3 separate regions of the Homo sapiens genome follow, and regions 1 and 2 are each linked to region 3. A link is a loop called in an ENCODE intact Hi-C map of the cell type or tissue named here. Cell type or tissue: PC-9. All regions are shown on one strand.

What was found. Hi-C counts contacts between places; a loop is a spot of excess contacts. Peaks named below come from ENCODE experiments on the same cell type or tissue, not always from the same donor. Only the 100,000 strongest peaks of a DNase experiment are listed, where the experiment ranks them.
Region 1: it touches region 3 in a loop (12-fold over the local background); 1 of 110 quality-filtered maps calls a loop at or near these places.
Region 2: a loop joins it to region 3, with 5 times the contacts of the local background. A loop is called at or near these places in 1 of 110 quality-filtered maps.

Annotation. Positions count from the first base shown.
Region 1 is chr2:134,816,791-134,820,790 of GRCh38, forward strand. It overlaps the pseudogene C18orf32P2. Among named protein-coding and RNA genes, the nearest start is that of ACMSD, 20 kb to the right of the region's middle. In PC-9, no CTCF peak of the experiment used is centred here; DNase peaks (open chromatin) are centred at 1,651 and 2,721; H3K27ac peaks cover 2,271 bases.
Region 2 is chr2:134,773,157-134,777,156 of GRCh38, forward strand. No RefSeq gene overlaps it. Among named protein-coding and RNA genes, the nearest start is that of TMEM163, 56 kb to the left of the region's middle. In PC-9, no CTCF peak of the experiment used is centred here; a DNase peak (open chromatin) is centred at 2,255; H3K27ac peaks cover 3,792 bases.
Region 3 is chr2:134,682,091-134,686,090 of GRCh38, forward strand. All of the region lies in intron 2 of TMEM163 (transmembrane protein 163), which reads right to left. Among named protein-coding and RNA genes, the nearest start is that of TMEM163, 35 kb to the right of the region's middle. RefSeq lists an enhancer at 1,664-1,733. In PC-9, no CTCF peak of the experiment used is centred here; a DNase peak (open chromatin) is centred at 1,691; H3K27ac peaks cover 2,493 bases.

The DNA of each region.
Region 1 (4,000 bases), 130 kb after region 3:
GAATTCAGTTTTCATTAATATAGCTTTCATTTCTGTATCTGCCATTTTAACAATATGACAAATGGAAGGCTTGTGATTTAGACACTGTTTCTAAATCAGTACTTTAAAATCTTTGGTTGTCAGGTGCCTCCTGAGCGCAGTAGGTATCACGTCAGTCTCATAAAATCTTTAGTTGTCTATTATTCATTCATATGAATTTGATGACTGCTCTAATTTCTTTGGACTCTTCTCATTTGAGTGGGGTACAATTTTACCATGAAACAGTGCGGTCAGACTGCAGTTTTGGAGGTGATAATGATGTCAAACACAAAGATAGAATTACTGTCCAACACAATGGAGCAGTTTGTCCATGCAATAGTAATATAATTTATTGCTCTGAAGAAGATAGAAAAGATAGGGAAATAGGGGAAACTTTCTTGAAAGATGAAACATCTTTTACATAAATGTTTAATATAATTATAAAATTCTATTTAAAAAAAAGGAGTTGGGGCCGGGCACAGTGGCTCACACCTGTAATCTCAGCACTTTAGGAGGCCGAGGCAGGCAGATTACATGAGGCCAGGAATCTGAGACCAGCCCGGCCAATATGGTGAATGAAACTCTGTCTCTACTAAAAATACAAAAATTATCCGGATGTGGTGGCACATGCCTATAATCTCAGCTACTTGGGAGGCTGAGGCAGGAGAATCGCTTGAACACGGGAGGCAGAGGTTGCAGTGAGCCGAGATCGCGTCACTGCACTGAAGCCTGGGTGACAGTGAGACTCCGTCTCAAATAAATAAATAAGTAAATAAAGGAGTTGGAATGGGTGTACTCATCCCATGGCTGTTTTCCCAGCCTTCTCTTTGCTGTTTTTAGTTTGCCCTTTGCCAACCTGAACCTACAAAGGACACCATATATATATGTATATGTACACACACATAAATAATATATATATATGTGTGTATATATATGTGTATATATATATTTGAGACAGGGTCTCACTCTGTCACCCAGTCTGGAGTGCAATCGTGCAATCATAGCTCACTGCAGCCTCAAACTCCTAGGCTCAAGCAGTCTCCTTGCCTCAGCCTCCCAAGTAGCTGGGAATACAGGTGTGCACCACCATGCCCAGCTACTTTTTAAATATTTTGTAGGGAGGGGACCTCGCTATGTTGCCCAAGGCTGGTCTGGAATTCCTGCCCTTAAGCGGTCCTCTGGCCTCAGCCTCCCAAATCCACATCTGGGATTACAGATGTGATCCACTGCACCCAGCTGCAAAGGACATCTTCTAAAGTTTAGCCCAGTCTTTCAGAATCTTGGTGCACATTAGAGTCACCTGAGGAACTTAAAAAAAAACTACCAGACCTGTGTCTCCCTAAATAACATCAAGAACCCTGCAGGGGATTTGCAAATCCAGGACATATGGGCTACAGGGACTGTAGACATGTCCAAAGAGATTAAGGCAAAAGGGAAGCTTTTAAAGGGAAAAGGGAAAATTACACATAATTTGTTTTGGGTCAGAAAGAACACTGGTTACAGGGGCTTATCACAGGAGTTGATGCCAATTCATTATGGAGACAGTGTCAGGCAAGTGTTCCATACGTCCAGCTAGCTGTGACTCAGTAGCAAGCTGAGTCACAATACGTCCTTGTGACTCAGGTAGCAAGCTGCAATTTGAGAAGTCCTTGACTAAAGTTCTTGTTACAGGTATATGTGCGTAAGAGCCCTTCTGAGAGTCTTTGTAACAGTTCTTATCACAGGCATTTGCGCACTGAGGGCCCTCCCTTCTCAGAATCCCAGCTTTGTTTATTTTTTTGTTAGAGTTTGACACAAGCGACTCCATTTTGCTTCTGACAACTTTCACACCTGTTAATTCTGAATGTGGTTTGGGGTGTGTACATGCCAGATTTAGTAGGTAGAAATACAGAACTGTAATTAAATTTGAATTTCAGATAAGTAATGAGTTATTTTTTGGCCGGGCACGGTGGCTCAGGCCTGTAGTCCCAGCACTTTAAGAGGCCAAGTGGGGGCAGATTATCTGAGGTCAGGAGTTCCAGACCAGCCTGGCCAACATGGTGAAACCCCGTCTCTACTAAAAATACAAAAATTAGCCAAACATGGCGGCATGCACCTGTAATCCCGGCTACTCGGGAAGGTGAGGTGGGAGAATTGCTTGAACCCGGGTGGCAGAGGTTGCAGTGAGCTGAGATCATGCCACTGCATTCCAGCTTGAGTGACAGAGTGAGACTCCATCTCAAAAAAATAAAATAAATAAATAAATAATGAATTATTTTTTAAGCATAAGTACATCTCAAGCAATATTTGAGACACACCTTATACTGAAAATATTATCCATTATTCATCTAAAATTCAAATTTAGGCATTTCTGGCAACTGTGGGAGGGGAAGAAAGGGATGAAGGGGAGAGGTGGATAAAGTTCTCTCAAGTGATTGCCATTTGGTATTTAAGATTGAGAACCTCTGGTTTTGCCCAACCCACCCTCAACCTTACAAGAAAAAGAGTTATTTTCTGTCACCAGAGTTCTGAATAAGTCTAGAGTGATGTTCATTCTTTTTAAAACACACATCAGATGGTTAATTTCCCATTCCTTTATTTCTGCCTCTCCCCTCCATAGCTTTGTAACAGTATGCCATGATTGACAACCCTAGCATTGTCATTATGAATGACTAGCACATAATCTCCCATCATGTAAATGTCTACCACCTCATTTCTGAATTAGTCATCGATTACGGCAGTAGGGAATGAAGAGGCTTAGTCAGAGGAAAGCTGCTTCCTGATTCAAAGTCATGGTGGAAAAAAGATGAATAAAATTCAAGTGCACCACTAGCTTTTAGGTTGGCACTCATAAATCTGATTTAAGGTGAGCCAGTCATTTTTCCTGGATGCCAGTAGGCATAGCTAGCTCTTTCCACAATTGCAGAGCCTTATTAGGTTACTCTGATCTGGCAAAGCTAACACAATCAGAGGGGATCCTGGATTGAATCTCAATTTTTGGTTCCTGCAATTGATTTAAAAGAGTTCAGGAGGCAACTAGAGTAGAATGTGGAGGGCTGTAGGATTACTGACTCAATTATTTGAGCAAACAGGTATGTCTAGGTTATCAGAATGGGATGAGAACATTGGATTATGACTAAAACAGCTCAGAGAAGATAAACCATTGTGTTTCATGGTCAAGGATGGCATTAGTGATGATGACTTTTGAGAACAGTGACAATGTGAAACATCACAAATTCTTTTTATTATTATTATTATACTTTAAGTTTTAGGGTACATGTGCACATTGTGCAGGTTAGTTACATATGTATACATGTGCCATGCTGGTGTGCTGCACCCATTAACTCGTCATTTAGCATTAGGTATATCTCCTAATGCTATCCCTCCCCCCTCCCCCCACCCCACAACAGTCCCCAGAGTGTGATGTTCCCCTTCCTGTGTCCATGTGTTCTCATTGTTCAATTCCCACCTATGAGTGAGAATATGCGGTGTTTGGTTTTTTGTCCTTGTGATGGTTTACTGAGAATGATGATTTCCAATTTCATCCATGTCCCTACAAAGGACATGAACTCATCATTTTTTATAGCTGCATAGTATTCCATGGTGTATATGTGCCACATTTTCTTAATCCAGTCTATCATTGTTGGACATTTGGGTTGGTTCCAAGTCTTTGCTATTGTGAATAGTGCCACAATAAACTTACGTGTGCATGTTCTTTGAAACCGACGAGAACAAAGACATACCAGAATCTCTGGGACACATTCAAAGCAATGTGTAGAGGGAAATTTATAGCACTAAATGCACACAAGGGAAAGCAGGAAAGATCCAAAATTGACACCCTAACATCACAATTAAAAGAACTAGAAAAGCAAGAGCAAACACATTCAAAAGCTAGCAGAAGGCAAGATATAACTAAAATCAGAGCAGAACTGAAGGAAATAGAGACACAAAAAACCCTTCAAAAAATTAATGAATCCAGGAGCTGGTTTTTTGAAAGGATCAA
Region 2 (4,000 bases), 91 kb after region 3:
TTCATGTTCAACTTAGAGACTTTCTAAGAAAACATAATAAACATCAAAAATAAAAATTATTTATAATCTCATTAATCACAAATAATTGCTCTTAACCATTTGACATATTTTCTTTCAGACTCTCGCCAGTGTACAGTATATATTTTGTATGTCACACAGTGTCCTGCCCAAAAAGTATGAGTTGATTTGACTTTTTTATTTTATAAAAGAATGTGAGAAGGGAAACAGGCAGCCCCAATGGGAGGCTGGCCGGGAGAAAGAGTGGAGAATTACCATCCATCACTATCCCCAGTGCAGGCTTCCTGCCCAAGGAGGCTTGGTTTTGCATAAGAATTCTCAGTGCCCTGCCCTGGGCCATGTGGCCATGTGGCTCTGCCATCTGTTGAGCAGATAAGGGAGCCTGGGTTTCTGACGTGGGTCCCTGGCACCTGGTGAATACACCGGTAAATGGGCCTTTCGCTGGTGTGACTGTCTGGTGCATCACAGACCTTACCGCCCTGGGCTTCCCCCCACTCCGCAGTTGGGTAAGTGAGAGGCTGTTGCCGTGGCAGCAGGAAATTTGTTTCCTTATCCAAACTGTGAGGTTCAGGGAAGGTTATTCAGGAGTGGTTTCACAGTGGAAACAGAAAACTGTTTCAGACAAAATGGGGAAAAAAATAAATCTCAGGAATTCATTTTGTCTTCTTGGCTCCCAGAACATCTCATTCAGAGGGAAGCTGTCACCTTTCTGTTTCTGACCTGGCACGAGGCTCAGAACTCATGCCCTGCCTGTCTTTAGCCTGCTCTTTTTTTTCCCCCTTAATGTGAGGCCCAAAGTGAAAGTCCCCAGGGAGCAACTGCTCTAAATACTGATTCACAAATGGAGGAGGGGTGTGGGGCAAGATCTGCTGCGACCCTCCCCAGCCACACACCTTTCCCACTTTCCTGCCTCATCATCCCACATGCTCTGGCCAGGACAAAGTGAAAGTGTGACATGACCCCAGGGGCCCCAGGCTCAGGGTTTTCCTTTCCATGGAGGTCAGCGCCTCTTATCACAATGAATTCAGCACACTCAGCCTTACTCACTCCTGCCAGAGCCCAGCATGATGCATTGATAAAAGCACGGATTTTAGAGGCAGCACATTTGGGCTCAAATTCCCCCTTGAGCAAGTTCTTTAACTTCTTTCAGACTCAGTTTCCATGTCTGAACAATGGAAATGGTAATGCCCACGTCAGGTCTCTTAGGCAGACTAAATGGCTGCAAAGCCCCTGGCCTAGAGTACAGTCACAGCAAACATGACTTCCCTTCCCTATTCACAGAGGCCAGTCCGGTGGAAGTGGATTCCCTCTCTATATATGTTTCTTCTGGGGACCTCAGGAGGTCATCTGGTGACACACTTCTCCATTAGCATCTTCCACAGTGTTCCCAAAAAGGAATCACATGTCATTACCTTGACATTTGCAGTGCTTACTAAAATAGAACCTGATATGAAGTTCAGAGACTAAAAGTCACAATTCAGGGCCTAAAGAGGGTTCAAAATAAAAATTACCTGGGGTGAGAAGTTTAATTCGGGAAAATGTGAGTAACTCTCTTTGGGGAAAAAGGTAGATGCTTCCCAAAACTGCCTCAACAGAAACATTTAATGAGGAGGAAGGCCTGCTGGGGCCTGGGGATGGCACAGATGTCCCAGCCCCATGCGATGAGGCCCTCTTGGATTAGAACCATTGCTGGGCCCAGGTGTGGCCTGTGGAAGAACGTGCATGTGGGTCCCAGAGGAGTGCCTGAGCCCTGCTTTTATAAACAGCTTCATCAGATAATCTCCTGACACTTCGAAGGGGGAGTCCTCCCCACAGGAAACGCGAAAGCACAAGATAAGTGATCTTATCCTTTTCCACTTAGGCTTCTTCAGAAGAGACACAGCGGAGAGCAGTGTGTGAATGGAAGACAATTTTTACTTAAAGATTGTAGTTTCAAGATTATTTCTACAAACAGATACTAAATGCCTCCATGTGACAGGCAGGATAAAGGCCAACTCCTCACCACAGCATGACAGGCCAGGGCATCCAGAGGGATGTATGCTCCCTCCAGCCGCCCTGAACTTGACTCACTTCCTTGAGCACCCCGACAAAAACCCTCCTTCCTCATCCCAGCTCCAGGGGTGAATGGTGGCAGTGCCTAAACCAGGCCTGGCAATCCCATTTCCCTGGAGGTGATTCATTTGGGTGTGGGCATGGAACAGAGTTCTGGCTAAGAACTAGAAGGGAAATCTTTAGTTCCCTGGGGAGTGGGGAACCAAAAAGCACATTAAACAAAAAGCTCCTATTATTCTGCTGGACACGCCCATGTCTGTATGTGAAGCCAGGAACAAGGGCAACCACTTCGTAACTGAGAGTGAGCTAAGCTGATATGTGAAGATAACAAAGGGAAAAGGTGAAAAGAACCTGGGCTTTAGAGAATGTTGTTTGAGCTGCTGGACTAATTGGCCCTGCAGCTGCTCTACCTCAGGACTTCTTGCTGAGTGAGACAATACATTCCCCTATAGAGTGAAATAATACATTCTCCTATACAGTGACATAATACATTCCCCTATAGTTGTAGCCATTTTGAGATGGGTTTTCTGTTCGTTCCCACCAAAAGCATCCTAAGTGATACATGGTCCCATCGACTTGAAGTCGATTTTTAATGCTGTATTTTAATTATATACATAGTCACAAGACTAGATTGTTTTTCTCTGAAGCTTCTACTTTGTTTTTCAAGGGAGCAGGGGAAATGAGGGGCACAGCAAGAGAGAGGAAGCACAATCTTTCTTGGCTGTCTACGAACTGAGACTAGCATTTGCCTGGATGATTGTTTGTTCCTGTGGGGATGAGTGGTTGCCTTTTCACATTTCACTAGGGTGTATGTACGTGTGTGCTGTGAAGGGGAGGATGCACTTGGAGGATTGCTTGCAAAAGACAAGGAGCTGAAGGAAAAAGTTAAAGGAGTTCTTTTTCTGAGGGTTTTTATGGGAATCTATACATGGACAGCCAGGGACTTTTCTCCACTCCACACAAAGCCACCTGGCCAAGGGGGCGAGTAGGCATGCAAATCCAGCTCGTTCCCTGCTAATTGAAATGCCTGGCACTGGCTGCATCCACCTGGAGGAAGGGGCATTTTTCTAATCTGCACAAAGGTACGATAAGGGCTGGTGGTCACTTTATTGCAATATTGCTTCAAGGCCAGGTAACGAAGTGTGTCACAGAGGTCAAGAAGACCTATGTTCATATTTAGCCCAAAGCTGTTCTAGAAGTCCATTCCGGAAGTAGGGACTTTGGCAACAGCAGGAGAGAGCTTTCGGAACAGATGTTCTTGACATCTCGAAGAGCATGTCCCTATGTCTATAAATTGCTTTAAACATTTCATCATAGACCAGGTGTGCTAGACATATGTGCTAGATGGTTCAAATGTCATCTCTGAGCATGTCAGTTGTCTTAATCAAACATATGTGTTCTAGGGGTGATCAGTTGGCTTTACATCAGAAAGGCCACAACACATGCTTCTGATCGCATTTCCATCAATGCTTTGCCAATTAGGACAGTAAATGTCAGAAATTGCTGTTGAATGATGAAATTGGCGACTTGTTGATTAATGTGATTCATGGTTAGATATGCATTCTCGTTGGTGAAATAATGGTATTTAAGATATGTGGACTGCACAAAATACTTTAGAGATAGACAATTAAAACACAGCTTGCTAAATACTAGGATAAAGGGTCATCAGGCTGCTTGGATCAGACACATCACAATACATCAAGGCTTGAGGGGCGATCTTCCAGGGTGTGATCACTTGATCTGAGTCTTGCAGGATTAGCCAAGTGGCCAGGGTGGAGGAGCAGAATGAAAGGCATTCAAGTGGGATGGCAGCATGTGTGAGGGATTGCTGTTGTGACTGTGGGGTCCCCGGGGAGTCTGCAGGGAATTAAGCTCTTTGGCAGGTGGGGCATAGGATGCACTGGGTGGGGAGGGTGCAGGATAGAGTGGT
Region 3 (4,000 bases):
CCTACAGAGCACAGAAAATGACTGGTGTGAGTTTTCTCAATTCTCCCAGGCATGGTACATGGCTACTGCTATTCTTGATGCATGGGACTGCGGTTAATCCATCACATACAACACTCTTCTCAGGGTATTAGAGCTTACATCTCTTGCAGAACCCAGGTTGAGAAAGGCTGAGGGAGGGGGATTTTCTCATACATTTTTATTCACTTTCCCTTATCACTTCACAAAGCTGCAACTTCTCTTCTTGTTTGGGGAGAGGCCAAGAACACACACAGGTCATGCTCAGCTTATTTTGCAGGGTCAAAGCTGTGTCTCAGTCTGCTGACCATTTCTTGTGTCAGCAGCATCCTCAGTAAACTGAGGTGAGTAGGGGCCATCCCTTTATACGGAAAGAAAACTAATGAGAAAGTAGGCCCAAGTCTACAGCACCACAGGCTAAGAGCGTGAAGAGCCTTGGGAGAGTTCTTCATTCTCACACTTACAAATATAATTAAAACAACGAGCTACCATAACACACCTATTAGAATGACCAAAATCCAGAATACTGTCAACACCAAACACTGATGAATAGGTGGAGCGACAGGAACCCTCATTCATTACTGCCGGGAATACAAAATGGTGCAGCCACTTTGGAGGACAGTTTGGCAGTTTCTCACTCTTACCAAAAATTGTGCTCCTTGGTATCTACCCAAAAGAGTTGAAAATTTATGTCCATACAAAAACCTGCACACAGATGTTTATAGCAGCTTTATTCACACTTGCCAAAAACCTGGAAGCAACCAAGATGTCCTTCAGTAGATGAGTGGATAAACTTTGCTACATCCAGGCAATGGAATGTTACTCAGTGCCAAAAGGAAATGAGCTATCAAGCCAGGAAAAGACACGGAGGAACCGTAAACGCATATTGCAAAGAGAAAGAAGCCAAACTGAAAAGGCTACATACTGTATGATTTCAACTGTATGACATTCTGGAAAAGACAAAACTATAGAAACAGGTTACCTAAAGGGAGGAGAAGATGAATAGGTGAAAGATGGGATTTTTAGGAGAGTGAAGATACTCTACATGATACTATAATGGTGGATACATGTCATTGTACATTTGTTCAAACCCACAGAATGTACAACACCAAGAGTGAGCCCTAATGTAAATAATGGACTTTGGGTGATAATGATGTGTCTGTGTAGGTTCATCAAGTGTAACAAATGCACCACTCTGGTGGGATCTATTGATAACGGGGGGAAGCTATGTGTTTATGGGGGCAGAGTATATGGAATATCTCTGTACCTTCCTCTCACATTTGCTGTGAACCTAAAACTGCTCTAAAAAAGTCTTTAATTTAAAAAAAAAAAAAAGAAAAGAAAATGGAAACCTAAACTAAACTCATTTGTGAAGCCATAAACCACCAGAACAACTTTTCTGATCATAGAGCAAACAACAGGGGTGGCAATTACAAAACATGAATAACTTGACACTATTACCTAAATTTCTGCTTATTAGTGGTTCTGCAACTCTGCTGACTAAATCCATAATAAGTCATGCTGATTACTGGGCATGCTGAATGACAGGCCTTACTCATTCCTCTGTCTCCACCACAGACCCTGGCTCAATAGCAGGTGTTTAGTAGACGCTGGGAGGGAAGGAGGAAGAAGTTTATCAGATTTTGCTATGAAAACAAATATGGCCAGCAACAGGCAAAAGGGCAATGATAGCAACTAGAGTGACTCATTTCTGCAATTCCCTGAACTTGACACGTCAACACCAAGGTCATCATTGGGGGAAACACAGAACAAACACTTTTAGCACTGGTGACTATGGACATAATATGCCCTCAATTTATAGAGGCCTCTGAAGGGTACAGTTTAACTTCTGGTCAATTCAAAGCAGTAAAATGGGCATTTTACCAGCAATGACTAATGATAATCACTGCCATTTATTTGTGCTAAAATGACCTAAGCAGTTGCATGTGTTAGGACCAATACTCACCATGTCCTGGAAGTAAGTACTATTATCTTGCTTTACTGATGAGGAAAGCAAGACCTATAACAAGGTTTAGTGACTTGTTCAAGGTCACAGAACAAACAAACAGCTCTTGGTCTTTGCCTGATGATATATACCACTCCCCTGATTCTCTTAACAAATGTTGAAGTGAGCACCTTCTATCTGCGAGTAAATGAAAAGATGTATCAAGCATAAACCTTACCATCGAGAGGCTTCACTAGTGAAGGTTACAGACGTACCCAACTACCACCTACAGGCAAAATGAGCCCCAGCTAAAACCACAGGCAGCAGTGCTGTGGGATGGTAATTATTAATAATTCTGCGAGCATGAGTGAAGGCTCAGGTGGTGCCTTGAAGGAGCTGAAGGTTTCTCCAAGGCCAAGGACAATGGGAAGAGGTTTTCTTCTGAGGGAACCCCATGAGCAAGGGGCACCTCGGAGTCTGAGCTATCAGCTAATGAGGCTGCACTTCAGAGGTATCAAATAAAAGGGCACAAGAATAGGATGGAGCCCCACACCCTCAGTGTTTTGGGAACACAGAGAGATACCTTAAAAGCAGGCCGGGCGAGGTGGCTCATGCCTGTAATACCAGAACTTTGGGAGGCCGAGGCAGGTGGATCATGAGGTCAGGAGATTGAGACCATCCTGGCCAACATGGTGAAACTCCATCTCTACTAAAAATACAAAAATTTGCCAGTGTGGTGGTGGGCACCTGTAGTCCCAGCTACTAGGGAGGCTGAGGCACGAGAATTGCTTGAACCCGGGAGGCGGAGGTTGCAGTGAGCCAAGATTGTGCCACGGCACTCCAGCCTGGGAGACAGAGCAAGACCCTGTCTCAAAAAAAAAAAAAAAAAAGAAAAAGCAGAATGAATTAGCTCCCAAGAGAATGGCCTACACAAACACGGCACTCCAAGAACGTCCATCCTCTCCCACCTAACTCTCAAACTTCATGTCCACACCTTGCTGATGTTATACTAAGATTAAAAAGGAACTACTTCTCCAAACCCTCCCTTGGGTGCTGAGTTGACAAGGTAATTGACAGAATATGTCTTCTCTCAAGGGTCAAACAGTATTAACGTTTAAAGATCCTGGCTGAGTCAGCTTCTGAAGCCACTCATTGCATCTTAAAGATGTCTGACCCTTAAGAATAACTGTTTCTAAAATTCCCATTTAGTTGCTCTAGATTTCCACTATAAACCCACCACTCACAATTCTCTTGCTTTATATAAGTCATCATAATATCCTAATAGCATATTAATTTCTAATCCAGAAAGAGCTGTGAGTAGGTAGAAAACAACAAACCAATAATTGGATCTGTAACTTGAAGTCTTTTTATCATGAGCAGTTTTGGGAGAGCAATTTTGCTCTTTGCTAAGTGAAGCAATTCAGAATGCTAGGAATACTAAATTATGGACATGAATTATTTATGAGTAATAAAGCATAATTTAGCATAATGTTACTATTTGAGTTATAAAATAAGGTACTTTCAAGAAAAGTCACTGTAAGGTCCAAGGTTAGCCTAATTAGATCTGGAGAACCCGTCACCACAGCTCCTGCTTTCCCACTTGCCCCCATCAGCATTTTATGCAATCATTATAAAACTTACAAAGGGAACATGGAAGAAACACCACCAAAACTAAGAATTCTCTGTCCAAAAATAAAACATACAATCATCATTAAACCCATTTTCTGAAATGACCACCTCATAGATTCTTGGGTATGATTACACTCTCCATTACCTACTTAGGGACAGCAAATAGGTTTTGCATTCACTTGTACTTTTTCATTACAAGAAATGGAGATTCCAACCCCGAATGGCCTAAGCAAAAAGGAAATGTATTCACTCATGTCACACACACCAACAAATGTCTAGAACAAGACTATCTTCAGCTATAGCTTGATTTAAAGACTCTGCCAGCCATATACCTGTCTGTCCTGTCACAGAAATGGCTGCCACAGGTCCTGGTGTCATACCCAGAGTCCAGCCAGGAGGAAAGGAGTGGCA